2 separate regions of the Homo sapiens genome follow, and region 1 is linked to region 2. Evidence: chromatin loops called from intact Hi-C (ENCODE). Cell type or tissue: adrenal gland. All regions are shown on one strand. Each heading gives the region's core, and the rest is flanking DNA. Links, peaks and the distances in the headings are about the cores only.

Region 1 (15,914 bases), core at 3,187-11,186, 94 kb after region 2:
TGTAATCCCAGCACTTTGTGGATGGATCATTGGAGATGAGTTTGGACAACATGGCAAAACCTTATCTCCTAAAACAAAACAAAGCAAACAAAAATCCTAATTTTTCTCCTTGAAAAAAATCCCATTTTTCAATTTAATTTTTACATTTTTAAAATTTTTTTTTCTTTTAAATAGAGATGGCATCTCACTATGTTGCCCAAGATGTTCTTTAACTACTGGGCTCAAGTGATCCTTGCACCTCAGCCTCCCAAAGTGCTAGGACTACAGGTGTGAGTCATTGTGCTCAGCCTTAATTTTTTTTTTTTTTTTTTTTTTTGAGATGGAGTCTCACTCTGTCCCCCAGGCTGGAGTGCAGTGGCGTGATCCTGGCTCACTGCAAGCTCCACCTCCCAGGTTCATGCCATTCTCCTGCCTCAGCCTCCCTAGTAGCTGGGACTACAGGCACCCGCTACCATGCCTGGCTAATTTTTTGTCTTTTTAGTACAGACGGGGTTTCACCGTGTTAGCCAGGATGGTCTCGATCTCCTGACCTCGTGATTCGCCCTCCTCGGCCTCCCAAAGCGCTGGGATTACAGGCGTGAGCCAACGCACCAGGCCAATTTTCAAGTTCAAAAAAAAATTATATAGAGAATGGGGGGGGGGTCTCATTATGTTGCCCAGGCTGGTCTTGAACTCCTGGGCTCAAGCCATCCTCCCTCCTTGGCCTCCCGATGTGGTGGGGTAACAGGCATGAGCCGCTATACCAGGCTGAAAACTCCCATTAGCATATGTAATCAGACAGGGATTTCCGTCATCACTGATATTGTTTCACATTGTTCTAAAGCAGTGTTGCTCAGGCCAGGTGCAGTGGCTTACGCCTGTAATCCTAGCACTTTAGGAAGCCAAAGCAGGCAGATCACTTGAGGTCAGGAGTTCAACACCAGTTTGGCCAACATGGTGAAACCCCATCTCTACTAAAAGTACAAAAAATTAACCAGGCATGATGGTGTGTGCCTGTAATCCCAGCTACTCGGGGGTGTGAGGCAGGAGAATCACTTGAACCTGGGAGGCAGAGGTTGCAGTGAGCCAAGATCACACCACTGCACTCCAGCCTGAGCAACAGAGTGAGACTCTGCCCAAAAAAAAAAAAAAAAAAAAAAAAGCAGTGTTGTTCAATCCCAGCACTATCGTGTTTGGCCAGGTTATTTTTTTTCTGTGAGGGGCTATAGGATGTTTAGTAGCATCCCTGGCTTCTGCCCACTGGATGCAACTACACAATCTAGTGTTGATCATGACAGTCAAAAATGTCTTCAGTAGTTGCCAAGCGTGCCCTGGTGGGCAGAATTACCCCCAGCTGAGAACCACTGCCTTAGACTAAGTTAAAAAATCAACTGCCCTGGAGAACACTGTGCATTCAGGAAGCGCTCATCGGAATCCTGTAAATTCTAGGCATTTACAAAGGCATGGGTTACTGTAATTCACTCCTGCTTAAAGGGCAGGTAATACAACCTAAAACTTACCAAGAACCCCTCCATGGAAGGCTTGGTCCCCAGGGCTTGACCACTACCAAGTGGCCTCATTCTCTCCTTTATCCAGGAAGAAAGGCAAGATTGAACAGCCAGGCAAGTTGAGCACCACTGTTTTAGAGATTCTAGCCTATGCAATTAGACAAGAAAAAAAGGCCAGGCGTGGTGGCTCACACCTGTAATCCCAGCAATTTGGGAGGCCGAGGCGGGCGGATCAGGAGGTCAGGAGATCAAGACCATCCTGGCTAACACGGTGAAACCCCGTCTCTACTAAAAAATACAAAAAAAAATTAGCCAGGCATGGTGGCAGGCGCCTGTAGTCCCAGCTACTCAGGAGGCTGAGGCAGGAGAATGGCGTGCACCCAGGAGGTGGAGCTTGCAGTGAGCCGAGATTGTGCCACTGCACTCCAGCCTGGGTGACAGAGTGAGACTCCATCTCAAAAAAAAAAAAAAAGAAAAAAGAAAAATAAATAAGTGGCCAGGTGTGGTGGCTTACACCTATAATCCCAACACTTTGGGAAGCTGAGGTGGGAGGACTGCTATAGCTGAGGAGTTCAAGACCAACCTGGGCAACATAAGCAAGATCTCATCTCTACAAAAAACTAAAAAGTAAAAAAAAAAAAAAAAGAAAAGAAAACAAAGAAGTTACATAAGTATCTAAAAGAAAGGAATCTAGACTGAGAGGTAACAGCTCTTATTTGTTTATATTTCTTTATATAACATACTCAAAAGTTGATGCTTATGAGAAATGATTCCTCTAATTAAATGAGCACCCACCTGCTGGGCACAGTGGTTCACACCTGTAATCCCAGAACTTTTGGAGGCCGAGGCAGGCGGATCACAAGGTCAGGAGTTCAAGACCAGCCTGGCCAAAATGGTGAAACCCCGTCTCTAATAAAAATACAAAAAGTAGCTGGGTATGGTTGCAGGTGCCTATAATCCCAGCTACTTGGGAGGCTGAGGCAGGATAATCATTCGAACCCATGAGGTGGGGGTTGCAGTGAGCCGAGATCGCACCATTGCACTCCAGCCTGAGTGACAGAGCAAGACTCTGTCTCGAGAAAAAAACAAAAAAACAAAAAAAACACCCACCTACAATAGTTCCCATGACCCCATAACAGTGCTATTAGGTCAGCACATTTACAACTTCAGGAATGTGGAGGCTGAAGCTCAGAGAGGTGAAGCAACCTGCCCAAAGGCATACAGGAAGTCCCTGACACAATCAGGTCTGCCTGACTCCTGTCTGTATCCTTTCCTCATTACAGCAGGGGCTGGCAAACATTTCCTTAAAGGATCGGATAGCGAATATTTTAGGTTTGCAGGCCATACAGTCACTGTTGGAACTTCTGATAAAACTTTATTTAGGAAACATTTTTTGGCCAGGCACGGTGGCTCACGCCTCTAATCCCAGCACTTTGGGAGGCCAAGGTGGGCAGATCACCTGAGGTCGGGAGTTCAAGACCAGCCTGACTAACACGGTGAAACCCCGTCTCTACTAAAAATACAAAAATTAGCCGGGCATAATGGCAGATGCCTGTAATCCCAGCTACTCGGGAGGCTGAGACAGGAGAATCACTTGAACCCGGGAGGCGGAGGTTGCAGTGAGCCGAGATCGCGCCACTGTGCTCCAGCGTGGGCAACAGAGCAGGACTCCATCTCAAAAAAAAAAAAAAAAACCTTATTTAGGAAACATTTTTCAAATCTCCAAAAGTGTAAACTGTATTTAAAAAAGCAAATGACTAGCCCACAGGCCGTACATAGTTTGTTGACCCCTGCTTTTGTAGGAATGAGGAGCTCAGCTTTGGGGGCTTCTCAGGCCTTCCATCTTGTATAAGGAAGACAGATATGTCATGCCCAGAGGCAGGTGGCAGAACATCCTGAAAGGGAAGGGATAGTAGGAAACAGTGACCTCCCCTGGGCAGCCGGAAGCATTTGTTTAATCAGATTGCTTTCCTACCACTTGCTGATGAGTAATTCTTACCGCTTTTGGGTCATGGTGGCTTGAAGAATCTGATGAGGGCCGGGCACAGTGGCTCATATCTATAATCTTAACACTTTGGAAGGCCAAGGTGGAAGGATCACTTGAGCCCAGAAGTTCAAGACCAGCCTGGGCAACATAGTGAGACCCCCATCTCTACAAAAATTTTAAACAATTAAAATAAAAAGTCTGGTGAAACTTCTGGATCCAGATTCTCTCTTCAAAATAAGTTCCATCCTCAACACTCAAACTCACACTTTCACGGTATTTGAGAGGCCGCACTCATCCCTCACCCCTTCAGGTGTCCATGGACCCCAGGGGAAGAATCTTGGCTTCCAAGGACCTGCCTTCTGGGTAGGGGGAGGACATGAACCCCCTCACCAGGCCGGGTGTCACGGCTCACGCCTATAATCCCAGCACTTTGGGAGGTTAAGGCCAGAGGATCACTTGAGCCCAGGAGTTCAAGACCAGCCTGGGCAACATAAGGAGACCCTGTCTTTATAAAAAAATTTTTAAAAATTAGCTGAGCATGGTGGCACATGCCTGTAGTCCCAGCTATTCAGAAGGCTGAGGTGGGAGGATCTCTTGAGCCCAGGAAGTCAAGGCTGCAGGGAGCTATGATTACGCCACCGCACCACTCCAGCCTAGGCGACAGCGAAACCTTGTCTCAAAAACAAAAACAAAACAGGCCAGCCCAGTGGCTCATGCCTGTAATCCCCGCACTTTGGGAAGCCAAGGTGGGTGGATCACTTGAGGTCAGGAGTTCTCGACCAGCCTGAGCAACATGCTGAAACCCTGTGTCTACTAAAAAATACAAAAATTAGCCAGGTGTGGTGGTGCATGCCTGTACTCCCAGCTACTCGGGAGGCTGAGGAAGGAGAATCAGTTGAACCCAGGAGGCAGAGGTTGCAGTGAGCTGAGATTGCATCACTGTACTCCAACCTGGGCAACAGAATGAGACTCCATCTCAAAAACAAAAACAAACCAGGCCAGGCGCAGTGGCTCAGGCCTGTAATCCCAGCACTTTGGGAGGCCGAGGCGGATGGATCACTTGAGGTCAGGAATTTGAGACCAGCCCGACCAACATGGTGAAACCCCATCTCTACTAAAAATACAAAAAATTAGCCGGGCGCGGTGGCGGGCGCCTGTAGTCCCAGCTACTCGGGAGGCTGAGGCAGGAGAATGGCGTGAACCCGGGAAGCGGAGCTTGCAGTGAGCCGAGATTGCGCCACTGCAGTCCGCAGTCCGGCCTGGGCGACAGAGCGAGACTCCGTCTCAAAAAAAAAAAAAAAAAAAAAAAAAATTACCTGGGTGTGGTGGTGTGCGCCTGCAATCTCAGCTACTCGGGAGACTGAGGCAGGAGAATCGCTTGAACCTGGGAGGCAGAGGTTGCAGTGAGCCAAGATGGAGCCACTGCATTCCAGCCTGGGGGACAGAGTAAAACTGTCTCAAACAAAAACAAAAACAAAGCAAAACAAAATGGTCACTGCTTGTATCCTGCTGACCGCCTCCCTTCAATCCTCCTATCACCCCACCCGTTCCGGGCAGTGTCTCTTTCTGCACATTCCTGGCACATGAGTACCCAGACCTAGTGCACAAGGTGATCATGATCAATGGCGGGGGCCCTACGGCGCTGGAGCCCAGCTTCTGCTCAATCTTCAACATGCCCACCTGCGTCCTGCACTGCTTGTCGCCCTGCCTGGCCTGGAGCTTCCTCAAGTGAGTGTCCCCACCCCAAAGACCGTGATCCTGGCCCTGGCGAACCCAGGCATCTGCTCGAGTTGGATGGGAGGGGGGACTGTACCGCTGGGACTAGGGCTGGCATCGGGGGCACCCCACGGCAGTCGGGCTGGCATAAGGGGCTCTAGCGGTGCCTCCACCACCACCAGGGCCGGCTTCGCCCGCCAAGGAGCCAAGGAGAAGCAGCTGTTAAAGGAGGGCAACGCTTTCAACGTGTCATCCTTCGTACTCCGGGCCATGATGAGCGGCCAGTACTGGCCCGAGGGCGACGAGGTCTACCACGCCGAGCTCACCGTGCCCGTCCTGCTTGTCCACGGCATGCACGATAAGTTTGTGCCGGTGGAGGAAGACCAGCGCATGGCCGAGGTAGAGGCGGGCACCTGGGGCGCCACAGCTACAAATCCCCAGGGTGCTGCCCGGGAGGGGCGTGGCCTCTGCGGGGGGCGTGGTAGCGCTTGGTGGGCGTGCTTTCTTCCCGAGGGGGCGTGGCTGCCGGGTGGGCGTGGCCTCTAGTTGCTGTATCTTGTTCTGACCCCAGGCAAACAGGAGCATTAGGTCTAGCATCAGAAGTAGAATCTAGAAAGCAGGGCTGCCCTGGACAGGTGTTAGCAATTACGCACTGTCCCCACCGCTGTAAGAAGGCTCTCCTCACAGCGGAGGATTTGTATGAGACCGGTGACCTATATAATTCTAGAAGACCGGCACCAGGGGATCTTTAGATTAGAAACTCTAATTAGCGAGTTCAGATTAGAAAGGGTCTGGGGATCCTTAGCACTTAGAATAGCCCTGGATACTAGCCCGGCGAGGTGGTTCACGCCAATAATCGCTGCAACTTGGGAGGCTGAGTGGGGCGGATCGCTTGAACCCAGGAGTTCAAGGCTGTGGTGAGCCATGCTCGCACCACTGCACTCCAGCCTGGGCGACAGAGCAAGACCCCGTTTCTTAAAGAAAAAAAAAAAAAAACAAAAACCATTAAAGTATAACTGGACTGGTGGTTCTTAACTAAGGAGGATTCTGCCCCCAAGGAACACGTGGAAATGCATGGAGACATTTTTAGGTGTCACGACTGAGGGGGAGGGGGTACTACTGGCATCTAGTGGGTGGAGGCCAGGGATGCTGCTCAACACCCTACAAATGCACAGGATAGCAGCCCCCACCCCAGCTACCCGCCCCTTCCCCGCCCACCCCCGCCCCCCCAGCAAAGAATGATCCAGCTCCTAATGTTGGTAGAGTTGAAGTTGACAAAATCCTCCTCCAGGCCGGGCGCGGTGGCTCACTCCTGTAATCCCAGCACTTTGGGAGACCGAGGCGGGCAGATCGCCTGAGGTCAGGAGTTGGAGATCAGCCTGACAAACATGGCGAAACCCCGTCTCTACTAAAAATACAAAAAATTAGCCGGGTGTAGTGGCGCGTGCCTGTAATCCCAGCTACTTGGGAGGCTGAGGCAAGAGAATCGCTTGAAGCCGGGAGGCAGAGGTTGGAGTGAGCCGAGATTACGCCACTGCACTCCAGCCTGGGTGACAGAGCAAGACTCTGTCTCAAAAAAAAAAAAAAAGAAAGAAAAGAAAAAAAGAAGAAAATCCTTCTCCTGGCATACTGTAGACACTTAATAAATGCTGGATGCCTGAATACTAGTTGGGTTCCAGCAGGGCTACAGGCCATCCTCCAGCTCCCCCTTGAGTGGAAGTGGAGAGATGCAGGGTAGATGGGAGGAGGGACTTTTGGATGCTGTGGGCCATGTGTGTATGGCGGAGTCCCAGGGAAGCCTGGCCTCTCTCCACCCTCTTGCCCCCGCCTACCTTGAGCCCTGCGTCTTCTGCAGATCCTGCTCCTGGCATTCCTGAAGCTCATCGACGAGGGCAGCCACATGGTGATGCTGGAATGCCCTGAGACGGTCAACACGCTGCTCCACGAATTCCTGCTCTGGGAGCCCGAGCCCTCGCCCAAGGCTCTACCGGAGCCACTGCCGGCGCCTCCAGAAGACAAGAAGTAGCCGCTGGGCCGGCGGGGCATCGCTTGGTGAGCACAGCCGCAGCAGGAGGAGGCCCGAGCCTGCGCCAGGTCTGCAGCGCAGACCACCTGGGCGGGCCGTTCGCTCCGGTGGGCGGGGCCAGGTCAGGGAGACGCCCCCAGGCTGCCTGGGCGGGGCGTGGCATCCGAGGGAGCCCAGCGGACATTCCGCTCTCCGCTTCCGTCCCGCGGGGCCCATCGGCGTTTTGGGGCCGCAGCCGGGACCCTCACGGAAGATGACCTTGTACAGAAGCTCTCCCTCACCTTCCCCCCAACGCCACGGCCAAGGCAGGCCCCCCACCCCGCTGTCTTCCGTGTCAGCCGTGCTTGATCCTGGGACCCACGAGCCCCACAGGGACCCTCGAGGCCCCATCCCGTTATCCGAGACCCTTCCTACCCCCCATTCCTCGGCGCTGGGAGCTATTTTTGCCCAAGGGGGGGGGATGGGGGGGCTGGCGCCACCGAACCTGCACATCTCAACTTGTAACTCAATAAACAGAAGTGACAATCGGAGTCTCCGGACCTGTGCTGGGTGACCACAGGGCAGGGTGTTCGCCGCCTGGAGCCTCAGTTTTCCCATCTGCAGACTGGGCTCAGGCTGGTGCCTCGCGCTCAGGATCGACTTCGACAATGTCTGGTGTCCACGTTAGCTTCCTGAATTTCCCCTCGTACCTCAGAAGGCTGAGGCTCCTTGGACAGTATCCCCCAGGGCAGGAGGCAACTTATCAAGAGGTGACCCCGGCCGGACGTGGTGACTCACGCCTGTAATCCCAGCACTTTGGGAGGCCGAGGAGTATCGCCTGAGGTCAGGAGTTCGAGAACAGCCTGGCCAAAATGGTGAAACCCCGTCTCTATTTAAAAATGCAGACAGGCCAGGCGCGGTGGTTCACGCCTGTAATCCCAGCACTTTGGGAGGCAGAGGTGGGGGGATCACGAGGTCAGGAGATCGAGACCATCCTGGCTAACACAGTGAAACCCCGTCTCTAGTAAAAAATACAAAAAATTAGCTGGGCGTGGTGGCGGGCGCCTGTAGTCCCAGCTACTCGGGAGGCTGTGGCAGAAGAATGGCGTGAACCCGGGAGGCGGAAATTACAGTGAGCCGAGATCGTGCCACTGCACTCCAGCCTGGGTGACAGAGCGAGACTCCATCTAAAACAAACAAACAAACAACAACAACAACAACAACAAAAAACAAAGACAAGCCAGGAATGGTGGCACGCGCCTGTGGTCCCAGCTACTCGGGGAGCCTGAGGCAGGAGAATCGCTTGAACCCAGGAAGTGGAGGTTGCGGTCAGCTGAGATCGTACCACTGCACTCCAGCCTGCGCAACAAGGCGATACTCCTTCTCAAAAAAAAACGAGATGAGCCCTTCCCTGGCCGGAAGAGATCCAACCGAGGTTTAGGTGAAGATCAGTGGGTGTTGCATGGAATTAGAGCTGCCATAATTGAGTGCCCACTGTTTTCCAGGCTGTGTGTTGAATGCCTGCCACCCACTGGTTCATTGAATTCGACTCATCCAACCCCACCCAGCAAGTCAGGACCTTTTACTATTCCCGTGTTATATCTTTCAGCTTGGTTTAGGGCCACCTTTGTCAAGAAGACTTTTCTTTTGAAACCACCAAATCTGTCTTTTAGTTGGGTTTTGGTTTTGTTTTTGTTTGTTTGTTTGTTTGTTTTTTGAGACAGAGTCTCACTCTGTCGCCCAGGCTGGAGTGCAGTGGCACGATCTCGGCTCACTGCAACCTCCGCCCCCCGGGTTCAGGAAATTTTCCTGCCTCAGCCACTGGAGTAGCTGGGATTACAGGCTCCTGCCACTACGCCCAGCTAATTTTTGTATTTTTAGTAGAGACGGGGTTTCACCATCTTGGCCAGACTGGTCTTGGAACTCCTGACCTCGTGATCCACCCGCCTCGGCCTCCCAAAGTGCTGGGGTTACAGGCGTGATCCACCGCACCTCACCTACATTTTATTCTGGTCCATGTATATCTGGTCCTATCTGTGGTTTCTGTGTATTACAGGAGGAGGGAGGAAATCTTTCCCTCGGTTCTGTCCTTTCCCCACCGGTTTGTGAGCTCCATCCTTAGTTTAGCCAGGGGGGCAATTGTGTCCATTGGCAACTTCTGGAGACATTTTTGATCGCCATGTTTGGGGGTGCATGGGTGTTGCTGACTTCTAGTGGATGGAGGCCAGGAACGCTGCTCATCACCCTGAAATGCAAGGGACAGACCCCACAGCAAAGAATAAGCCAACCCCAAATGTCATTAGGGCCAAGATTGGGAAACCCTGTGTTAGACAAATCCCATCTCTTCTGGGGGCTCTAGGTTCTTTACCAATGTCCTGTTTGTGTATTCTGGGGCGATGGCACAGTGTCATAACACCTGTGGCTTTATTATTAGATTTGGCAACTGGGAGGCATCCCTGTTTCACACTTTTTTTTTTTTTTCTGAGACAGTGTCTTGCTCTGTTACCCAGGCTGGAGTGCAGTGGCACAATCTCGGTTCACTGCAGCCTCAGCCTCCTGGGTTCAAGCGATTCTCCTGCCTCAGCCTCCCGAGTAGCTGAGATTACAGACACCCGCCACCGCGCCCGGCTAATTTTTGTATTTTTAGTAGAGACAGTGTTTCACTGTGTTGGCCAGGCTGATCTTGAACTCCTGACCTCAGGTGATCCACTCGCTTCGGCCTCCCAAAGTTCTGGGAGTACAGGCGTGAGCCACGGTGCCTGGCCCCTGTTTTACACTGGAGGAAAGTGAAGCTCAGAGAGCGGTTTCTTCAGCTCGATTACAAGTGGTCGAGCCCAAACCCACTCCAGAGACTGGACCCCTAATCACAATACCAGCCATTCCCCGAGGAGCAGCCGGTGGCTAAGCAGTGGCGAGGTGGGTGGAAACTCGGCCCAGGTCACAGCCCGCCCCCTGGGGGACCTGGTTGGCTAAACCGCCGTGATGACCGGCAGGTCCTGAAACCAATGAGGCAGCGGATCTCTCCCAAGTCCCTAAATGCACCGGGCCCTTTGCAGAAGCGACTTCCAGAAGCTTAAATGCCCTCGACCCCCCCCCGACCCCCGCCCGCCCGAAACCAGACCGCTGACATCTCACCAGGATGGCGGCTTGGTATTTACTTAAGACCTTTGCACATGAATGGTCTGAAGTCGCATAGCATCGCTGGAAGTCGGGTTATTTATTATTATTATTATTATTATTATTATTATTATTATTATTATTATTATTATTTGAGACGGAGTCTCACTGTCGCCCAGGCTGGGGTACAGTGGCGCGATCTCAGTTTTCTGCAACCTTCGCCTCCCGGGTTCAAGTGATTCTCCTGCCTCAGCCTCCCAAGTAGCTGGAATCACAGGTGCTCACCACCACACCCGGCTCATGTTTTGTATGTAGTAGAGACAGGGTTTCACCATGTTGGTCAGGCTGGTCTTGAACTCCTGACCTCAGGTGATCCACCCGCCTCGGCCTCCCAAAGTGCCGGGATTACAGGCGTGAGCCACCACGCCCTGCCGGGTTATTATTAATGATCCCTCCCTTTTTTTGAGACGGAGTTTTGCTCTTGTTACCCAGGCTGGACTGCAATGGCTTGATCTTGGCTCACTGCAACCTCCGCCTCCCGGGTTCAAGCAATTCTCCTGCCTCAGCCTCCCAAGTAGCTGAGATTACAGGCATGCGCCACCACGCCCAGCTAATTTTTGTATTTTTAATAGAGATGGGGTTTCTCCATGTTGGTCAGGCTGGTCTCGAACTCCCGAACTCAGGTGATCTGCCTGCCTCGGCCTCCCAAAGTGCTGGGATTACAGGCGTGAGCCACCGAGCCCGGCCAATAATCCCATTTTATAGTGGATAAACAGGTTCCCAGAAGCAACAGGGGAGGCTGGGGTTGCACAATGATCCTGAGGAGGGTCCCAGCCCTGCTCACGCCTCATCACACAGGCGGCCCCTTGAGGGCCCCCACACCTCCCCTTCCTCCAGCAAGTTCTCGCCTGGGCTGCACTGCCACACACTTTGGGCTCTGAGCCACACACTTTGCTCACATGACCTTATTTTTAAATTTTTATAGTTTTTTTAAGAGACAGGATCTTGATATCGCCCAGGCTGGAGTGCAGTGCTGTGATGGTAGCTCCTTGAAGCCTCCAACTCCCAGGCTCAAGCAATCTTCCCACCTCAGGCTCCCAAGCAGCTAGGACCACAGGCCCACCCACCAGATCCGCCTAATGTTTTTACTTTTCGTAGAGATAGAGTCTTGCTATGTTGCCCAGGCTGGTCTCAAACTCCTGGGCTCATGCTATGCTCCCGCCTCAGCCTCCCAAAGTGCTGGGATTACAAGCGTGACACCCAGCCCCAACATGACCTTACAATGATCCCCTGGAGTAGGACCTCTTTACTGCCTCCACTGTACAACCAAGGAAACTGATGCTCAGGCAGATAAAATACTGATCAGAGGTCTCACGGCTGGGTAGCAGTGAACTTGGCTCTTGAGCTGGGTAGATATCCTGAGTGCAGCTGAGGATCCCCCAGTCCAACCCGCCATGTGGGTGTCCCATGTCTGGGCGGTAAAAGCAGCCTCTATCCATTTTATTTTATTTATTTTTTGAGACAGAGTCTCGCTCTGTTGCCCAGGCTGGAGTGCAGTGGCACAATCTCGGCTCACTGCAAGCTCCACCTCCCAGGTTCATGCCATTCTCCTGCCTCAGCTTCCCGAGTAGCTGGGATTATAGCCGCCTGCAACCATGCCTGTCTAATTTTTTGTATTTTTAGTAGAGACGGGGTTTCACCATGTTAGCCAGGACGGTCTCAATCTCCTGACCTTGTGATCCACCTGCCTCAGCCTCCCAAAGTGCTGGGATTACAGGCGTGAGCCACCGCGCCTGGCAGGCTCCATCCATTTTGACAGCACCAAGCTGCCAAAGTGTTACCAGAAAGGCCCGATCCAGACCCCAAGAGAGGGTTCTCCAATCTCACGCTAGAAAGAATCCAGGGCGAGTTCATAGAGTACAGTGAAAGCAAATTTATTAAGAAACTAAAGGAATAAAAGAATGGCTACTCCATAGACAGGGCAGGGCTGCTGGTTGCCCATTTTTATGGTTATTTCTTGATGATATGCTAAACAAGGGGTGGATTATTCATGCCTCCCCTTTTTAGACCATATAGGGTCTAAAGGTTAACGTCCTGATGTTGATGTGGCATTTGTTTTTTTGTTTGTTTGTTTGAGACAGACTCTCGCTCTGTTGCCCAGGCTGGAGTGCAATGGTACAATCTCAGCTCACTGCAACCTCCACCTCCTGGGTTCAAGCGATCCTCCTGCCTCAGCCCCCCTAGTAGCTGGGATTACAGGCACGCGCCACCATGCCCAGCTAATTTTGGTATTTTTAGTAGAGATAGGGTTTCGCCACGTTGGCCACGCTGGTCTTGAACTCCTGACCTTAGGTGATCTGCCCTCCTTGGCCTCCCAAAATGCTAGGATTACAGGCGTGAGCCACCGCGCCTGGCCAGCCATGGCATTTGTAAACTGTCATGGCGCTGGTGGGAGTGTAGCAATGAGGACGACCAGAGGTCACTCTTGTCGCCATCTTGGTATTGGTGGGTTTTGGCCGGCTTCTTTACTGCAACCTGTTTTATCAGCAGGTTCTTTATGACCCGTTATCTTGTGCTGACCTCCTACCTGATCCCGTGACTTAGAATGCTTTAACCATCTGGGAATGCAGCCCAGTAGGTTTCAGCCTCATTTTACCCAGCTCCTATTCCAGGTGGAGTTGCCCAGGTTCAAACGCCTCTTACAGAAGCACCGGACTGTTCCAAAGCACCTTCTGCTTCCCTTCTTGTCCTCCTCCCACGATGGGGAGCTCACTACTTACTACCTCTCCAGCAGTACCATCTGTAACAAAGTCCTCTCTCAGCCTGGGGGAGATCTGCCTGGGTGCTCCCTACACACACACACACACACACAAACACACACACACACACACACACACACACACACACACACACACACCCCTTCTGAAACCAGAGATGGGGGCTGCTGTCAGCATGGGGCAGCTGGAACATTCAAACATTTCTCCCCAGGCTGGATGGCCAACTCCCCAGCACTCAGCCCCGGGCCTGGATGTCCTGGGGATGAAGCTGTCGCTCGCCTTCAGCCAGGAAGACAAGGAGGGCACGGTGCAGCAGGTGCACCCCCAAGCGCCGGCGACGAGCAGGTGGCCAGCCTGCCACCACTCCATAGCAGTGCCCTTGCTTCTGGTTGGTGAGCGTCTGGATCCCTGGAGAAATTGGATGTGGGGTCACAGGGGCAGCCATGGGGACACCTCCCCATCCAGCAGAAGTGTGTGACAGCAGGCGGCTGGGTATGGTGGCTCACGCCTGTAATCCCAACACTTTGGGTAGATCACATGAAGCCAGGAGTTCGAGACCAGCCTGGCCAACATGGTGAAACCCTGTCTTTACTAAAAAATACAAAAATTAGCTTGGCACAGTATGGTGATATGTGCCTGTAATCTCAGCTACTGGGGAGGCTGAGGCACAAGAATCACTTGAACCTGGGAGGCAGAGGCTGCAGTGAGTCGGGATCACGCCACCACACTCCAGCCTGGGCGACAGAGTCTCACACACACACAAAAAAGTATGTGACAGCAAACCCAATGTGTATTGCCCTTGAGTGGGGATAAACCAATGGAGCAAAATACATGCATGTGCAGGTTCAAAGTTGGTGCTCAATAATTGCTCAGTCAACAAATGAACACCCCTCAGAAGGAAAAAAATGAGGGAACTGGGAAGCCAAATGCCTTTCATATGACCCCCATTCTAGGTACCAGGCACCCACCTAGGGCTTCCACAATACACGCCTCCCGTGTATAAGCCTCCACAGCGACCACGTGCTGGAAGCAATGTAGGGACACAACACCGCAACCACTGGCCCAGATGTCCAAGATCTGACGCACCTTGGGGCAGGCCTGGTGGGGCTAGGGCAGAATCAGGAGTCAGCACCCCCAATACCCTCCCCTGCCCATGGCCCGACTGCCCTCGCTGAACCCTGATCCCTGTCCTCACACCTGTTTTCTTGACCGCCCATGGTGACCAAGGGCCTCCCAGAGGTGGACATATGGCCGGGCCCTCGTCCCTTTGCCCACGTAGAAGATGGCACGGATGAAAGTCTGAAGGCGCTCAGCTGGGGTCAGTGAGAAGGCTCGGGCTGGCAGGTCCTGAGTCTCCCTGGATGAAGGGGATAGCTCAGACAGGGAAAAGTGGATACAGTGGTCCCCAGAGGCAGTCCTTAAAGTCACAACATATCTTGAACCCATGTCTAGTGACTCCTGATTACAGGATCAGAGAGAGTCAGCGGCTCCCCAAAGACATTCAGCAGCTTTCTTTTTTTTTTTTTTTGAGACAGAGTTTCACTCTTGTTCCCCAGGCTGGAGTGCAATGGCACAATCTCAGTTCACTGCAATCTCCACCTCCTGGGTTCAAGTGATTCTCCTGCCTCAGCCTCCTGAATAGCTGGGATTACAGGCATGCACCAACACACCTGGCTAATTTTGTATTTTTAGTAGAAATGGGGTTTCTCCACGTTGAACACGCTGGTCTCTAACTGCTGACCTCAGGTGATCCGCCCACCTCAGCCTCCCAAAGTGCTGGTATTACAGGCGTGAGCCACCATGGCCAGCCGGGGCTCATGCCTGTAATGCCAACACTTTGGGAGGCCAAGGCAGGAGGATCACTTGAGGCTGGGAGCTCAAGACCAGCCTGGCCAACATGGTGAAACTCCATATCTACTAAAATTACAAAAAAAATTAGCCAGGCATGGTGGCACATGCCTGTAATCCCAACTACTTGGGAGGCTGAGGCACAAGAATCACTTGAACCCAGGAGGCGGAGGTTGCAGTGAGCCAAGATTGCGCTACTACATTCCAGCCTGGGCGAAACAGTGAGACTCCGCCTCAAAAAAAAAAAAAAAAAAAGAGGCCGGTGCGGTGGCTCACACCTGTAGTCCCAGCATTTTGGGAGGCCAGGGTGGGTGGATTACCTGAGGTCAGGAGTTCGAGACCAGCCTGGCCAACATGGTGAAACCTCGTCTCTACTAAAAATACAAAAATTAGTCGGGCGTGGTGGCAGGTGCTTGTAATCCCAGCTACTTGAGAGGCTGAGACAAGAGGATTGTTTGAACCTGGGAGGTGGAGGTTGCAGTGAGCCGAGACGGCACCATTGTACTCCTGCCTTGGCAACAAGAGTGAAACTCCGTCTTAAAAAAATAAAAAAAAAGAAGAAGAAGCAGCTGATGATTCTAGGGCCAGTCCCTTTCTTAAGGGCACACAGCAAATAAAAACCAATCCCCAAATTTTCTAGTTTCTATTTCTGGGGCTTTCCTGCCCTGAGTACCTGGGGTCCAGCAGCAGATAGGTGAAGCTAGACTTCACGACCCCCTCCCGCCACCTCCTGGCAGGATCTGGCTGCTCAAACTGCTGGGCCAGCGCGTCTTCATCTGCCTGGACATCTGGAATACAGCCCGTCCGCAGGGCTGCAGCCAGTTCTAGGCTGTGCCCTGAAAACTCTGGGCCTGGAAGTCAAGGGAGATGGAGGAAGGGATGATTCTGAGATGGGGAGGAAAGTGGGGCTGAGAGCTGGGGTTCTCCGGGAGATTCCTGGAGGCTCCCTGGACTCCATGTGCCCTGGGAAGACTAAC
Region 2 (15,914 bases), core at 3,538-11,537:
GATGGACCAGCCCCTGGAGGGGGTCCAACCCCTCCCAACGGCCTGGGAAGCCACGGCCAGGCTGGGCGGAACCGTGGGTGTCCCTGGCGCCCCAAGGTGCCAATTAAATATTCGTGGCCGTCTGGGGCCAGAGCTGTGGACCGCGGCATGGCCGAGCCGGGGCCGGAGCCCGGGCGTGCCTGGCGGGTGCTCGCCCTGTGCGGGGTGGCCGTGTTCCTGGCTGCGGCAGCAGCCGGCGGGGCCCTGGTAGCCTGGAATCTGGCCGCCTCGGCTGCTCGGGGACCTCGCTGCCCGGAGCCAGGGGCCAATGCCACGGCGCCGCCCGGGGACCCGCCGCCTGGGGTCGACGACCTGCGGCGCCGGCTGGCAGAGGCTGCCGAGCGGGAGGAGGCCCTAGCCAGGCAGCTGGACCAGGCGGAAAGTATCCGGCACGAGTTGGAGAAGGCATTAAAGGCCTGTGAAGGCCGCCAGGTAGGTGGGCCGGGTAGAGGGGGAGCTCGGGAATCCAGAATGTTGAGATAAGAGACGGCCTGCCCACACAACTCCAGGGTTCCCTCCCTGTGCCTCGGTTTCCCCAGTTCCTCGAATTGAGAGGGTATTGAGAATAGCGCCCTAATGCCTTCCAACCCTTAGATGTCAGCTCACCATGGAGTCTACCTTCTGATCAGAAAGGTGGATCACCTGAGGTCAGGAGTTCGAGACCAGCCTGGCCAATATGGTGAAACCCTGTCTCTACTAAAAATACAAAAATTAGCCTGGCGTGATGGTGAACGCCTGTAATCCCAGCTCCTCAGGAGGCTAACGCGGGAGAATCGCTTGAACCCGGAAGGTGGAGGTTGCAGTGAGCTGAGACCGCGCCACTGCACTCCAGCCTGGGTGACACAGCGAGACTCCATCTGAAAAAAAAAAAAAAAAAAAAAAAAAAAAAAGTCTCACTGTCCTTTGCTATTTGCCAGATAAATGGTGTCTGGAGAAACGCCAGACCACTGGAGGCCCTCCTCCATGTGCCAACTCAGCCCCACTCCAGCCAGTTTCCAGCAGCCCTATTTTGAGAGAGGGACATACATGTCACCTGTAATTAGGAGGCTAAAGTTGGCCTCTTGGGGGAGGTACCTGCTGGGTCCTCCTTTTCCTCTGACTAACCCTTCAGACTTTTTCTTAACCTTTTCCAGCCCTGAGCCTGCCAAAAGAACTGTCCTTAAAATCCCAGCCATTTCCATTTATGGAGTGACTACTGTATACCTCTGTGCACACCCCCCATTCCACCCCAACCTCCCAGCCCAGCCGAGGTAGTGCAGCATCTGAATATTAAAAATCAAAATGGGGCCGGGCGCAGTGGCTCACGCCTGTAATCCTAGCACTTTTGGAAGCCAGGGCGAGTGTATCAGTTGAGGTCAAGAGTTCGAGACCAGCCTGGCCAATGTGGTGAAAACCCGTCTCTACTAAAAATACAAAAATTAGCCAGGTGTGATGGCGCATGCTTGTAATCCCAGGCGGAGGTTGCAGTGAGCTGAGATCCCACCACTGCACTCCCGCCTGGGCGACAGAGCAAGACCCCATCTCAAAATAAATAAATAAATCCAAATAAACCCCTACCCCTTTTCTGCCCCCTGGACCAAGAGAAGGGACTGGGGCAGTCGAGGTTAAGAGGATCCTACTCCAAGTACAGGTTCTGGCTCTGCCCCCTTGCTGTAAGACGCACTGAGGAAGCCGAACCAGTCGTTTTGCAGAATGTCCTACACAGGCAACCGACACATACCCCAAAAATTCAATCATTGTCAACCATCAAATTGCCCTGTGTTGGTTTTTGTTGTTGCTGGGTTTGTTTGTTCTGAGACGGAGTCATGCTCTTTTGTCCAGGCTGGAGTGCAGTGGCACAATAGCTCACTGCAACCTCCACCTCCCAGGTTCAAGCGATTCTCCTGTCTCAGCCTCCTGAGGAGCTGGGATTACAGGCGCCCACCACCACACACTGCTATTTTTTTTTTTTTTTTAAGTAGAGATGGGTTTTCACCATGTTGGCCAGGCTAGTCTCGAACTCCTGGCCTCAAGTGATCCGCCTGCCTCGGTCTCCCAAAGTGCTGAGATTACAGGCGTGAGCCACGACGCCCGGCTAACTTTGTTGGTTTGAAATCCCATCAGCTAGTCCCAGATGGAGCTGAAAGTGGAACTTGAATCTGACCGCAGAGCTCAGCACTCTCCACTTTCTGGTGGCTTAGGGTTGGTGGCGTTGGACCTGGGCAGAGATCTCCCTCCAGGCAGGCAGCTGTCACCACTCGGTGCCCCAGGCTTCAGAAGCCACTTCTGTATTTTACAACTACAAGGCCCCAAAGGACATTCCACACAAAGCTCAGGACACAGGGTCGCAGGTGGCTTCTCACTGTCCCCAAAAGGGCCAGGCCGAATCACTCCTCCTCTCCTCTGCCTACACCCCCTCCCACTTCCCCTCCACTCCTCAGAGCCGGCTTCAGACCCAACTAACGACACTGAAGATTGAGATGGACGAAGCCAAGGCACAGGGGACCCAGATGGGGGCCGAGAACGGGGCGCTGACAGGTGCGTTGGGGTGTAAGGGAGTGGGCAGGGATAGAAGTGGGAGGAGCCTAGGTGAATCCTAGTTATCCAAACAAGCACAGTTGCAAACGTAATGCAAATAACACGGATATAAACGCAAAAACTTATGAAAAGAATGCAAACAACATGCAGAGGCCATGCAAATGTCACAAAAACAAGGCAAATGCCACAAAACATGCAAACTCCTTGTAAACGACTCACGAAAGCAATGCAAACCTATGAAAAGCTATGCAAATGGCACGTGGAAGCCATGCAATGGTACACACTAATTTAATTCAAATAAAGGAAAGCGTGCAAACGGCATGCAGACTATCAACTTGGATTCCGGCGTGCGTGGGGCGGGTGGGCGCGGGAGTCTCCAGCCTGACCCGGCTCCCTGCGCCCCCAGAGGCCCTGGCGCGCTGGGAGGCGGCGGCCACGGAGTCTACGCGGCGGCTGGACGAGGCTCTGCGGCGCGCAGGCGTGGCGGAGGCCGAGGGCGAAGCCTGTGCGGCCCGGGAGGCGGCGCTGCGCGAACGCCTGTGAGTGAGGGGCTGGCCCGAGGGCGGGGTCGGATGGACGGGGAGGGCGCGACCAATGCTTGCGCAGGGCTGCATTCTTTCGGCCAATCATTACTTTGGGCGTGGAATTGTGGTGGGGGGGGGGCATTGTTGATTTAATAGGGGGATCCTGGAATTGGAACCTAAGGATGGAGAAGGGAGTGGACTCTCTTGGGATTCCAGGCTGGGGCGGGCATTCTAGAAACTTAGGTCCCCAGGATCCAGCGTCGGTGGGAGCCCCGAGAGGGACGGGGAACGGAAGAGAAGGGAGCAAGGAAAAGGGAGTATCGAGGGAGAGGCTGGTGGTAGGGGGACAGAGCTTCTGGGGATGTAGCTGGGAGTCTCTAGGGAGGCGTCCCGGGAATGGCTGGGGGTCGAGAACGGATGCCGGATCCTGGGGAGCGGGAAACCCTGGGAGATGGGGATCTCTGGGGATGGAGTTCCCAGCAAAGGGACGCTCTGGCGGATGAGGGCTGGCGATGTCTGGGGACAGGGGTCCAGAGGCTGACAGCCCCCTTCCCCCTTCCCGGCAGTAACGTCCTGGAAGCCGAGATGAGCCCACAGCGCAGAGTGCCCCGGCCGCGTCCCCGCTCGGGGTCCCGACCCCGGCCCAGCCCTCGCTCGCGCTCTCGCTCCGGACCCTCCGGGGGCTGCCGGCGGCCGGCGCGGCGCGCACGAGGGTGAGTCGGCCCCCTGCCGGAAGGGGGCGTCGGCCTGGAGGACACATATGGGGGGGGGGTCTGCGGGGACGTGTATAGAGGCACCCCCACGCTGGATGCGACACTCAGCTTTAGACCCTGGAGACGTCCTGAACGGAAACTGCACAGAAAGGTGCCTCAGCCCTCTCTCCCCCACCATGTAAAGTGCTTATTCTACAGACAGGGAAACTGAGGCCCAAGTGATCATGCAGTGAGCTAGTGCTTAGCTGGGATTTGAAGTCCCCTCTAACAACAATGTTGCCGTCATCCCACAGATATGAGGACTGGAGGTCTAGCCCTGGCTCAGGAAAAACCGGAAAGGGTCACTTTCCCTCTTTGGGTTTCAGTTTACCCTATCTGTAAAATGGGTGATTGGACTCATGATAGGGAGCTGATTTGACAACAAAAGCTGACAAAGGTGGCACAATAGGAAAACCGCAAATCCCTAACCCTGTGAGAAGGGTACAAAACTCCCAGATGGAATTTAAACAAAAAGAACCAAGTAACATGTTTGTTTTGGTTTGGTTTTGAGATGGAGTTTTGCTGTTGTCGCCCAGGCTGGAGTGCAGTGGCACAATTTGGGCTCACTGCAACCTTCACCTCCCAGGTTCAAGCAATTCTCCTGCCTCAGCCTCCCAGGTAGCTGGGATTACAGGCCCCCACCACTACGCCCAGCTGATTTTTGTATTTTTAGTAGAGACGGGGTTACACCATGTTGGCCAGGCTGGTCTCGAACTCCTGAGCTTAGGTGATCCGCCCACCCGGCCTCCCAAAGTGCTGGGATTACAGGTGTGAGCCACCGCTCCCAGCCCATGTTTTTAACCTACACTGCAACAAAGGTGACTTATGCCTGAGACAGAGCAATGGTTCAATATTGCCAAGTCTGTTAATTGCTATACTAATAGATCAAATGAGGAAATGTATAAATTGTGGGGGAAAAAACACATCAAAATCAGTGCCAAGGTGAGGACGTCCACTGTCAAGTAGTTTTTTTTCTGGGAGTACAAGCCAATGCAATTACACAAGAAAAATAAAAGCTACAACTAAAAGGAAGAGAATCTGTAGGTTGAATCACAAGAAAGAGCTGTTTATATGGGTCAAAAATCATTGAAATATGGACAATTTTATATTGCTCAATTTCACATGAATGTATTAGTGGGTTTTCTTGTTTTTCTAACCTTTAAACATTTTTAGCTTGTTATCTAAATTTAACCTTTATATTTGGCATAACTTCAGACTTACAGAAAATTTGGTGGATTAATCTCCAACTCCTTAACAACACAAAGGTTATGGGCACCAGTTCTCCATGCAGTTGAAAATTCACACATAACTTTGACTCCTCCAAACTCAAAGCTGGCCAGGTGTGGTGGCTCACGCCTGTAATCCCAACATTTTGGGAGGCCACAGCAAGAAGATCACTTGAGCCCAGGAGTTCAAGACCAGCCTGGGCACCATAGCAAGAACCTGTCTCTACAAATAATATCAATAATTAGCTGAGCATGGTGACATGCATCTGTAGCCCCAGCTACTTGGGAGGCTGAGGCGGGAGGATCACTTGAGCCCAGGACGTCAAGTTTGCAGTGAGCCATGATCACACCACTGCACTTCAGTCCTCTGAGTGACAGAGCAAGACCCGGTCTCAAAAATTAAACATGAAAAATTAAAGCTATAAAAAAATTATTAAGAAAATCATGCTGGGCACAGTGGTTCATGCCTGTAAGCCCAATACTTTGGGAGGCTAAGGCGGGAGGATCTCTTGAGCCCTGAAGTTCAAGACCAGTCTGGGCAACATAGGGAGACCCTGTCTCTACAAATAATTGTTTCAAAATTCTTTGGGAGGCTGAGGCGGGTGGATCACTTGAGCTCAGGTGTTTGAGACCAGCCTGGGCAACATGGTGAAACCCATTCTCTACCAAAAATACAAAATATTAGCTGGGCATGGTGGCATGCACCTGTGGTCCCATCTACTTCGGAGACTGAGGTGGGAGGATCACTTGAGCCTGGGAGGCAGAGGCTGCAGTGAGCCAAGATCGTGCTAGGGTGACTGGAGCAAAACCCCTTCAAGAAAAGAAAGAAGAGAAAGAAAGAAAAAAGAAAGACAAAAAAGAAAAGAAAGAAAGAGAAGAAAGTAGCCAGGCTTGGTGGCATGCACCTGTGGTCCCAGCTACTTGGGAGGCTGAAGCAGGAAGATCACTTAAGCCCAGGAGGTGGAAGCTGCAGTGAGCCATGATCATGCCACTGCACTCCAGCCTAGGTGACTGAGTGAGATCCTGTCTCAAAAAAAAAAAAAAAAAAAAAAAAGGAAAAAAAGAGCCCGGGGGTGGCTCACGCCTGTAATCCCAGCACTTTGGGAGGCCGAGGCGGGCGGATCACGAGGTCAGGAGATCGAGACCATCCTGGCTAACACGGTGAAACCCTTTCTCTATTAAAAATACAAAAAATTAGCCGGGCATGGTGGTGGGCATCTGTAGTCCCAGCTACTTGGGAGGCTGAGGCGGGAGAATGGCATGAACCTGGGAGGCGGAGCTTGCAGTGATCTGAGATCGCACCACTGCACTCCAGCCTGGGTGACAGAGTGAGACTCTGTCTCAAAAAAAATAAAAATAAATAGAAAAGAAAGACAGAAAAAGAAAAAGTGTCTGTCCATCCACAGTGGAACGCTATGCAACCACCATTTAAACAGCCAAAGCAGATCTTCTCTAAGATATGTTAATGTGAAAAGCAGGAGATTGATAAGTTGTGTACTTTCTTTCTTTCTTTCTTTTTTTTTCTTTTTGAGATAGAGTCTTGCTTTTGTTGCCCAGGCTGGAGTGCAATGGCGCAGTCTCAGCTCACTGCAACCTCCGCCTCTCGGGTTCAAACGATTCTCTTGCCTCAGCCTCGAGTAACTGGAATTACAGGCGCCCATCACCAGACTCAGCTAGTTTTTTGTGTTTTTTAGTAAAGACGGGGTTTCACCATGTTGGCCAGGCTGGTCTCGAATTGCTAACCTCGGGTGATCCACCCTCCTTGGCCTCCCAAAGTGCTGGGATTACAGGCCTGAGCCGCTGTGCCCGGCCCCCGTTTTTGTGTGTGTGTGTGTGTGTAGGGCTTGGGGAGGGGACTTTTATCCAAATATCTCTGAAGGAGATGCTGGTCACAGCCTCCACCTCTGGGGAGCGAACCAGGGGTCTGGGAATCGGTGGGGGACATACTTGCACATTTCTCTATGTACCTTTTGTAAAAATTGCATTTTTAAAAACCATGCACATGTGTCACTTATTACAAATTAAAAATTAAAAATTGTTTTTAAAAATGTCTGGGCTGAGTGTGGTGGTGGCTCGTGTCTATAATCCCAGCACATTGGGAGGCTGAAGCAGGAGGATCACTTGAGCCCAGGAGTTGGAGAACAGCCTGAGCAATGTAAGGAGACCACCATCTTTACAAAAAGTTTAAAAATTAGCCAGGCGTGGTGGTGCGCACCTGTAGTCCCAGCTACTTGGGAGGCTGAGGCAGGAGAATCGCTTGAACCCTGGGGGTAGAGGTTGCAGTAAGCCAAGATCACTCCATTGCACTCCAGCCTGGGCGACAGAGTGAGACCCTGTCTCAAAAACTAAATGAATAGGCTGGGCACGGTGGCTCACACCTGTAATCCCAGCACTTTGGGAGTCCGAGGCAGGTGGATCATCTGAGGTCAAGAGTTCAAGACCAGCCTGGCCAACATGGTGAAACCCCATCTCTACTAAAAATACAAAAATTAGCAGGGCGAGGTGGTGGGCGTCTGTAATCCCAGCTACTTGGGAGGCTGAGGCAGGAGAATCGCTTGAATCTGGGAGGCAGAGGTTGTAGTGAGCCCAGATTGCACCACTGCACTCCAGCCTGGGCAACAGAGCGAGACTCCATTTCAAAAAAATAAATAAGTAAATACAAATAACAATTAGCCGGGCGTGGTGGTGCACACCTGTAGTCCCAGCTACACGGGAGGCTGTGCCAGGAGAATCGCTTGAACCCTGGAGGTGGAGGTTGCAGTGAGCTGAGATCGTAGCCACTGCACTCCAGTCTGGGTGACAGAGTGAGACCTGTTACTCAAAAACTAAGTACATAAAAATAAATTTAAAAAATTCCTAAGAGGCCGGTGTAGAGAGGGGATTGGAAGCTCTTGGAACTCTGACACCACCCCCTTTAGCCAGTCCTGCTCACGATCCTCCCATCCACCTGGGGTTTGTAGGTGCCTGATCAGGACCTTCACCTGAGAGGGGGCTCATCTGGAGGCTCTGCCTATGGGGAAAATGAGGCTGCGGGAAGGGGAGATCTAGCTGTTGTGTTCCGCCAACGGCCACCAGGGGCCGCCCCAGCCAGCAGATCCAGTTGCAGCCTCCTGAGGGCCCAGAGTTTGAGAGTCGGACAGGGTGGGTCTGAGACCACCTCCCCCGGCCCTGGCGTCAATCCAGAAGCCAGCAGGAAACGGTTCCTCCTTCTGGAGTCAGCCAGAGCTGGAAGCCTGGAGACTGGCCTCGCCCCAGCCAGGACCCCAGGGACGCAAGACCCCCTCACCACGGCGCTGTGTGGTCCAAGAACTGGCCCGTGTAAAGGGCAGGGCACAGGGCTGTCCATGGGAACTAAGTCATTGTCACCATTATGCATTTATTTCCACTGCTGGCTCCATCTTGACCATACCCGAGGGACCACTGAACATCAGTTCTGAGCCAGCCGTGGTGGCTCACTCCTGTAATCCCAACACTTTGGGAGGCCAAGGCGCACTGATCACTTGGGATCAGGAGTTCGAGACCAGCCCGGCCAACATGGTGAAACCCCATCTCTACTAAAAATACAAAAAAATAGCTGGGTGTGGTCATGGGCATCTGTAAACCCAGCTATTCCGGAGGCTGAGGCAGGAGAATTGCTTGAACCCGGGAAGCAGAGGTTGCAGTGAGCCGAGATCGCGCCACTGCACTCCAGCCTGAGCGACAGAGCGAGACTCCGTCTCCAAAAAAAAAAAAAATCAGTTCTGGGGATGGAGGGTGATAGGGAGCCATGGCAGATGTGTAAGTAGGAGGGGCACAGGCAGAACTAGTGTCAAAGAATTTTGGGAAGCGGGGAATTTGAGGCTGGAGGCTTTGAACCCCAGGGAAGTCATAAGACAAGAGTCGGTGAGTATTCGAGGTGACTTGAGGAGGGTAGGCTGAGAACTTGGTCTGCACTGAGGCTCCCTGGATGCCCAGAGAGGCAAACAGCACTTCTCAGTGAGACCTGCCTCCCACCCTACAGAGCCAGCCACTGAGCTGTCCTTGTTCTGTCTCCCTGCCTCCACCTGTCTAATGATCCCTCTTGGTCTCTGTTGATCATCTCTCTCTTTCTTTCTTTTTTTTTTGAGATGGAGTTTCGCTCTTTTTGCCTAGGCTAGAGTGCAATGGTGCGATTTTGGCTCACTGCAACCTCCGCCCCCTCAGTTTAAGTGATTCTCCTGCCTCAGCCTCCTGAGTAGCTGGGATTACAGGTGCGCATAACCACAGCCAGCAAATTTTTTTTTTTTTTTTTTTTTTTTTAGTAGAGACAGGATTTCACCATGTTGGCCAGGCTGGTCTTGAACCCCTGACCTCAGGTGATCCACCTGCCTTGGCCTCCCAAAGTGTTGGGATTATGGGCCTGAGCCACCGCACCCAGCCTTTTTTTTTTTTTTTTTTTTTTTTGAGACGGAATCTTGCTCTGTTCCCCAGGCTGGAGTGCAGTGGCGTGATCTCGGCTCACGGCAACCTCCACCTCCCTGGTTCAAATGATTCTCCTGCCTCACCTTCCCAAGTAGCTGGAATTACAGGCACGTGCCACTACACTGGGCTAATTTTTTTTTTTTTTTTTTTTGAGACGGAGTCTCGCTCTGTCGCCAGGCTGGAGTGCAGTGGCGTGGTCTCGGCTCACTGCAACCTCCGCCTCCTGGGTTCAAGTGATTCTCCTGCCTCAGCCTCCCAAGTAGACTCCCAAGGGATTACAGGCACGTGCCACCACACCTAGCTAATTTTTGTATTTTTTTTAGTAGAGATGGGGTTTCGCCATGTTGGCCAGGCTGGTCTTGAACTCCTGACCTCATGATCCGCCCGCCTCGGCCTCCAAGTGCTGGGATTACAGGTGTGAGCCACTGCGCCTGGCCAATATTTTTATTTTTAGTGGAGACAGGGTTTCACCATGTTGGGCCAGGCTGGTTTCGAACTCCTGACCTCAGGTGATTCACCTGCATCGGCCTCCCAAAGTGCTGGGATTACAGGCGTGAGCAACAGCACCCGCCCTCTGCTGGTCATCTCTTTAAGTGTCTTTCTGTCTCTGGTTATCTCTGTCTGTCTACCCCTGTCTCCAGGGCACCATCCTGGGTAATCCCTATCCGTGGCCACACTGGACCTCCCCTCCCATAGCTGGAGGGACAGGGGTAGGGGACAAAAATGGAAAGCCCACAGTGGCCTTGGCAGGAGGGGACATGGGCTAGTTGCAACCTGACCTTTCCAGCCCTCCAGTCACAGGCAAGGAAGTAGGTCCCTGTTTTTCTTTTTATTTATTTATTTATTTATGACACCGAGTTTCACTGTTGTTGCCCAGGCTGGAGTGCAATGGCGCAGTCTCAGCTCACTGCAACCTCCACCTCCCGGGTTTAAGCGATTCTTCTGCCTCAGCCTCCCCAGTGCTGGGATTACAGGCATGCGCCAGGACACTTGGCTAGTTTTGTATTTTTAGTAGAGACGGGGTTTCTCCATGTTGGTCAGGGTGGTCTCAAACTCCTGGCCTCAGGTGATCTGCCTGCCTCAGCCTCCCAAAGTGCTGGGATTACAGGCGTGAGCCACCACGCCCAGCCTAGGTCCCTGTTTTTCAGCAGGGAACACAGAGTCCCAGAGAGCACAGGTTTCCCCCACCCCACAGAGGGACTCTCTTCGCTGCCTCCGTCACCTCCAAAAGCACAAAACTTAACTTCACTTCGATTAACCAAAAACCAAACTCACAGACATAAAAGTGGAGGGTTGGCCCGGTGCAGTGGCTAATGCCTGTAATCCCAGCATTTTGGGAGGCTGAGTTAGGAGGATCACTTGAGGTCAGGAGTTCAAGACCAGTCTGTCCAATATGGTGAAACCCAGTCTCTATTAAAAATATAACAATTAGCCGGGGGTGGTAGTGTGTACCTGTAGTCCCATCTACTTAGGAGGCTGAGCCAGAATTGCTCTAACCTGGGAGACAGAGGTTGCAGTGAGCCGAAATGGCGCCACTGCACTCCAGCCTGGGCGACAGAGCGAGACTCCGTCTCAAAAAAAACAAAAAAAGAAAAAGAAAAAAAAAAGCCAGGCGCAGGGGCTCACGCCTGTAATCCTAGCACTTTGGGAGGCCGAGGTGGGTGGATCACGAGGTCAGGAGATCGAGACCATCCTGGCTAACACGGTGAAACCCCATCTCTACTAAAGGCACAAAAAATTAGCCTGTAGTCCCCAGCTACTCTAGAGGCTGAAGCAGGAGAATGGCATGAACCCGGAAGGAGGCGGAGCTTGCAGTGAGCCAAGATCGTGCCACTGCACTCCAGCCTGGGCAACAGCGCAACACTCCGTCTCAAAAAAAAAAAAACAAAATAGTGGAAGGTTTTCTGAACTTCACTGAAATCCTTCTTCACCAGAAATATCACTTCCTCAAGGACCTTCCTGAAGTTCTGAGTGATTTTGTTTTTTTTTAACTCGTGTCTCCATGAGGACTTCAGTGTCAGTTTTCAGGGAGTGACACAGAGTTGACTTCCTCATGACAGTTTTTCCTTCTCCACTCAAACAAACAAATGAAACCAAATCAATTGTTTTCTGTTTAGAAAAACAAAAGGGTTTAAAAAGCAAGCCTGATTTTCTGATGCCCCTCCAAGGGAATTTGAAGGGATTCATGTGCAAAATTTCCTGTGAACATGACAAATTGTTTTCAGGAAAAAACCCAACACTCACATCAGGGCTGATGCATTTGACTTCATGTAGATTCTTGATCAGGCACTCACATTCTCCCTCCAGATTTTTCTGGCCAAGGACACAAACAGAACATTTTCATAAAGTCCATGTTTGGAGATTTCAGACATCGCAGGCAAAGATGTCAATGAAAACAACCTCTTTGAAGGACAAATTGGTGACAACTATCAAAATGTAAAAATGTGCCCACTTTGAGACCCAGTAATTTCATTCATTTCTGGAAATTTGATTTTCTTTCTTTCTTTCTTTCTTTCTTTCTTTCTTTTTTTTTTTTTTTTTTTTTTTGAGACCGGGTCTCACTCTGTCACCCAGGCTGGAGTGCAGTGGTGTGATCTCGGCTCACTGCAACCTGTGCCTCCTGGATTCAAGCAATTCTCTGCCTCAGCCTCCCAAGTAGCTGGGACTACCACACCCGGCTAATTTTTGTATTTTTTGAAGAGATGGGATTTCAACATGTTGCCCAGGCTGGTCTCAAACTCCTGGACTCAAGTGATCCGCCTGCCTTGGCTTTCCAAAGTGCTTTGGATTACAGATGTGAGCCACCGCACCCAGCCAGGAAATTTGATTTTAAATCTTCTTTTATTTATTGAAAAACTAACTCAGAAAAAATCTAAGTGTCCATTCATAATTTTATGGTACTGTATCTGGTGAAAACCTAAACAGCCAGCCATAGGAGTCAATGAATCTCAAAGACATAATACTGTGCAAAAAGAGGAAGGTCTATCTTTACCTTTTTTTTTTTTTTTTTTTTTGAGATGGAGTCTCACTCTGTAGCCCAGGCTAGAGTGCAGTGGCACGATCTGGGCTCACTGCAACCTCCACCTCCCAGGTTCAAGCAATTCTTCTGCCTCAGCCTCCCGTGTAGCTGGGAGTACTGGCATCCGCCACCATATCTAGCTAATTTTTGTATTTTTAGTAGAGATGGGGTTTCACCATATTGGCCAGGCTGGTCTCGAACTCCTGACCTCGTGATCTACCCGCCTCGACCTCCCAAAGTGCTGGGATTACAGGTGTGAGCCACGACCCCCAGCCTACCCTTTTTGCTAAAAAAAAAAAAAAAAAAAAAAAAAAAAAAAAAAAAAAAAAAATCAGGCCTGGCGTGGTGGCTCACGCCTGTAATCCCAGCAATTTGGGAGGATGAGGTGGGTGGATCACCTGTGGTCAGGAGTTCGACACCAGCCTGGCCAACATGGCGAAAGCCCATCTGTACTAAAAAATACCAAAAAAAAAAAAAAAATTAGCTAGGCATGGTGGTGTGCACCTGTAATCCCAGCTACTCAGGAGGCTGAGGCAGGAGAATCACTTGAACCCAGAGGTGGAGGTTGCAGTGAGCCAAGATCATGCCATTGCATGCCAGCCTGGACGACAAGAGAAAACTCTGCCTCAAAACAAACAAACAAAAAGTTACAAAGTTAAATCAGCTAATATAACAAATGATCCAAAACAGAAACATTACAAATTAAAGGTGTGAGATCAAATTAGAAAAGGACACCAAATATTGTTTTTGGGCTTGATACAAATAACATTGGTATGTATATTTAAAACTCTGCTTCTCACATGGTGACAACTGTTCAAAATTGTGGCACATCAGTACCATCAGGTCCGGGGGGCTTTTTGTTTTCTGGGAGTTTGAGGTTGCCTTTATTTTTCCTTGTCAACTGGTATCACATTCATACATACATAGATGCAACATCTTCTATATACAATGAAGAACAGCCAAGATCTTAAGTGTACACCAAGACCCACATCTACTGGCATTGGCCCAGACACTGCACCCAGCCTCAGCTCCTCTGCTGGACCCTGGTCACCCACACTTCATCCCCATCATGCTCTCCTTTCCCCAGTGCTCTCACAGGCCTGGGGCACCGGCAGCTGGGAATACTGCCCCTCCCCTATGTCTGAGTTCCTCAGCCTGACATCAGAGGCCAGGCATGATCCAGCCCTCACATCTTAAAAAATGCCATCATTGCCCGGTGCGGTGGTTCATTCTGTAATCTCAGCACTTTGGGAGTCCAAGGCAGGTGGATCACCTGAGGTCAGGAGTTTGTGACCAGCCTGGTCAACATGGTGGAACCCCGTCTCTACTAAAAATACAAAAATTAGCTGAGCAGTAGTGCTGCACATCTGTAATCCCAGCTACTTGGGAGGCTGAGGCAGGAGAATTGCTTGAACTCTGGAGGCAGAGGTTGCAGTGAGCCGAGATCGCACCACTGCACTCCATCCTGAGCAATAGAGCAAGACTCTGTCTCAAAAAAAAAAGGCCATCATTTATTAAGACTGAGTATGTTCCAGGCATGACGTCAAGTACTTCAAAACTGGCTATGTTGTTGGCCAGGTGAGGTAGCTCACGCCTGTAATCCGAGCACTTTGGGAGGCCGACGCAGGCGGATCACGAGGTCAGGAGTTTGAGACCAGCCTGGTGAAACCCTGTCTCTACTAAAAATACAAAAAATTAGCCAGGCATGCTGGCGCGTGCCTGTAGTCCCAGCTACTCAGGAGGCTGAGGCAGGAGAATCCCTTGAACCCAGGAGGCAGAGGCTGTGGTGAGCCAAGATAGTGCCACTGCACTCCAGCCTGGGGAACAGTGCCAGACTCCATCTCAAAAAAAAAAAAAAAAAACAAAAAAAAAAAACAAAAAAAACTGGCTATGTTGTCTTCACTTGATTTTTGTTTTGTTTTTGTTTTTTGGGTTTTTTTTTTTTTAGAACAGGGTCTTGAACTTGTGGGCTCCAACGATTCTCCCACCTCTGCCTCCCTAACTGCTGGGATTACAGGTGTGAGCCACTGCACCTGGCTATCTCCACTTCGGACAGGAGAAAACTGAGGCCCAGGGAGGGAAAGTCACTTCTCCAAGGCCACAAAGCTGGTAGGTGGCACAGTCAGAACTCAACTCCAGAACTCTAAACTGTAATGCTGGGTTCACTCAGACTACATTGCCCCCATTACGGAGGATGTTCTCCTCCTGCCCAGCTCTGGGGGGCTCTGGGTGGGTCTGGCCAACCCAGAGAAATGGCTGGTTGGGCACCCGTGGCAGCCCCCAGCCCTCCTTCCCCCACTAGCAGCCGCCGACGACGCCGCTGGGAAGGGTCCGGAATCAGGATCAGGAACCACCGGGTAGCTGCAAAGGTCAAAGGTCAGACATGGGTTTCCTGCCCACCCCTGGGAACTTCCTTCTTCTCAACTCTACACTCGCCTCACTGAGCACCACCCTGGAGTACCCCTCCGCTCTGTCAACGACCCCTCCCCACTCTGTTACCCTGGCTAATGGGGGGACGGGTCCCCACGCCCCAGCCTTCACATTGCCCTACAGAGGACAGCAATTGCATGATTGTCACCTGTCCGGAGTCCAGCCTCCTTTCCGGCTCCCTGCTCCTGTTCCTCCAGCCCACCCTGACTCCACAGGGTGGGGGGTACCTGTCCCAGTCTGTCTCCCAAGACTGGGAGTTGCTTGTGGCTGAGGTTGGGACTGACACCTCTTGGGGGGCCCTGGCATCACCCAGCATGGAGCAAACAAAGAAGGGACTCCAGGGAGGGTTTCCCTGGAGCTCCTGATCCTGGGAGATAGGCAGGACACACAGAATCCTTTGCTTCCGGGTCCCCAAATCCCCTCCAGGCCCAACTGGGGGGTGACCCACAGCGACCCCAGAAAACTCCCGTGGTTTTTTTGGTTTGTTTGTTTTTGTTTTTGAGACAGAGTTTCTCTCTTATCTCCCAGGATGGAGTGCAGTGGCCCGATCTCGCTTCACTGCAACCTCCGCCTCCCGGGTTCAAGTGGTTCTCCTGCCTCAGCTTCCCAAGCAGCTGGGATTACAGGTGCTCGCCACCACACACGGCTAATTTTTGTATTTTTAGTGGAGATGGGGTTTCACCATATTGGCCAGGCTGGTCTCGCACTCCTGACCTCAGGTGATCCGCCTGCCTCAGCCTCACAAAGTGCTGAGATTACAGGTGTGAGCCACTATGCCCGGCCGCCCATGGGGTTTTGAGTGTCGGGGGAGGAATCTCAGTCCCACGTATCCACCACTTGTCATTCACCATCTCACGGAGCCCCCAGCAGTGCCTCCAGCAGGAAATGATCCTAATCATAACAACAGCCACAGAGTGACGAGGCACTGGGTATACCCCGTCTCACAAAGGGGAAAAGGGAGGCACAG

What was found. A loop is a pair of places that touch in the nucleus more often than their neighbours do. Peaks named below come from ENCODE experiments on the same cell type or tissue, not always from the same donor. Only the 100,000 strongest peaks of a DNase experiment are listed, where the experiment ranks them.
Region 1: it touches region 2 in a loop (2.8-fold over the local background); 71 of 110 quality-filtered maps call a loop at or near these places.

The regions. Positions count from the first base shown.
Region 1 is chr19:17,283,963-17,299,876 of GRCh38, reverse strand. ABHD8 (abhydrolase domain containing 8) reads left to right here. Exons shown (of 5, transcript NM_024527.5): 3 at 5,032-5,202; 4 at 5,373-5,589; 5 at 7,046-7,746. The coding sequence ends at 7,216. ANKLE1 (ankyrin repeat and LEM domain containing 1) reads right to left here. Exons shown (of 9, transcript NM_152363.6): 6 at 15,611-15,788; 7 at 14,287-14,446; 8 at 14,058-14,196; 9 at 12,231-13,497. The coding sequence ends at 13,325. It also overlaps a transcript of MRPL34 not described here. Among named protein-coding and RNA genes, the nearest start is that of ANKLE1, 10 kb to the right of the region's middle. RefSeq lists enhancers at 4,875-5,423, 5,424-5,972, 7,112-7,201 and a silencer at 7,272-7,451. In adrenal gland, for the core only: a CTCF peak has its summit at 6,910; DNase peaks (open chromatin) are centred at 3,415, 7,167 and 10,171; H3K4me3 peaks cover 864 bases; H3K27ac peaks cover 2,918 bases.
Region 2 is chr19:17,378,392-17,394,305 of GRCh38, reverse strand. It overlaps CCDC194 (coiled-coil domain containing 194), which reads left to right and starts at 110. Exons shown (of 4, transcript NM_001395222.1): 1 at 110-471; 2 at 2,460-2,556; 3 at 2,963-3,095; 4 at 3,647-7,110. The coding sequence starts at 148. The coding sequence ends at 3,797. LOC105372298 (a long non-coding RNA gene) reads left to right here and starts at 14,534. Exons shown (of 3, transcript XR_936362.3): 1 at 14,534-14,626; 2 at 14,820-14,893; 3 at 15,476-15,516. RefSeq lists silencers at 2,787-2,976, 2,987-3,226 and an enhancer at 14,258-15,146. In adrenal gland, for the core only: CTCF peaks have their summits at 8,130 (motif pointing right) and 10,078 (motif pointing left); a DNase peak (open chromatin) is centred at 8,133; H3K4me3 peaks cover 1,051 bases; H3K27ac peaks cover 1,019 bases.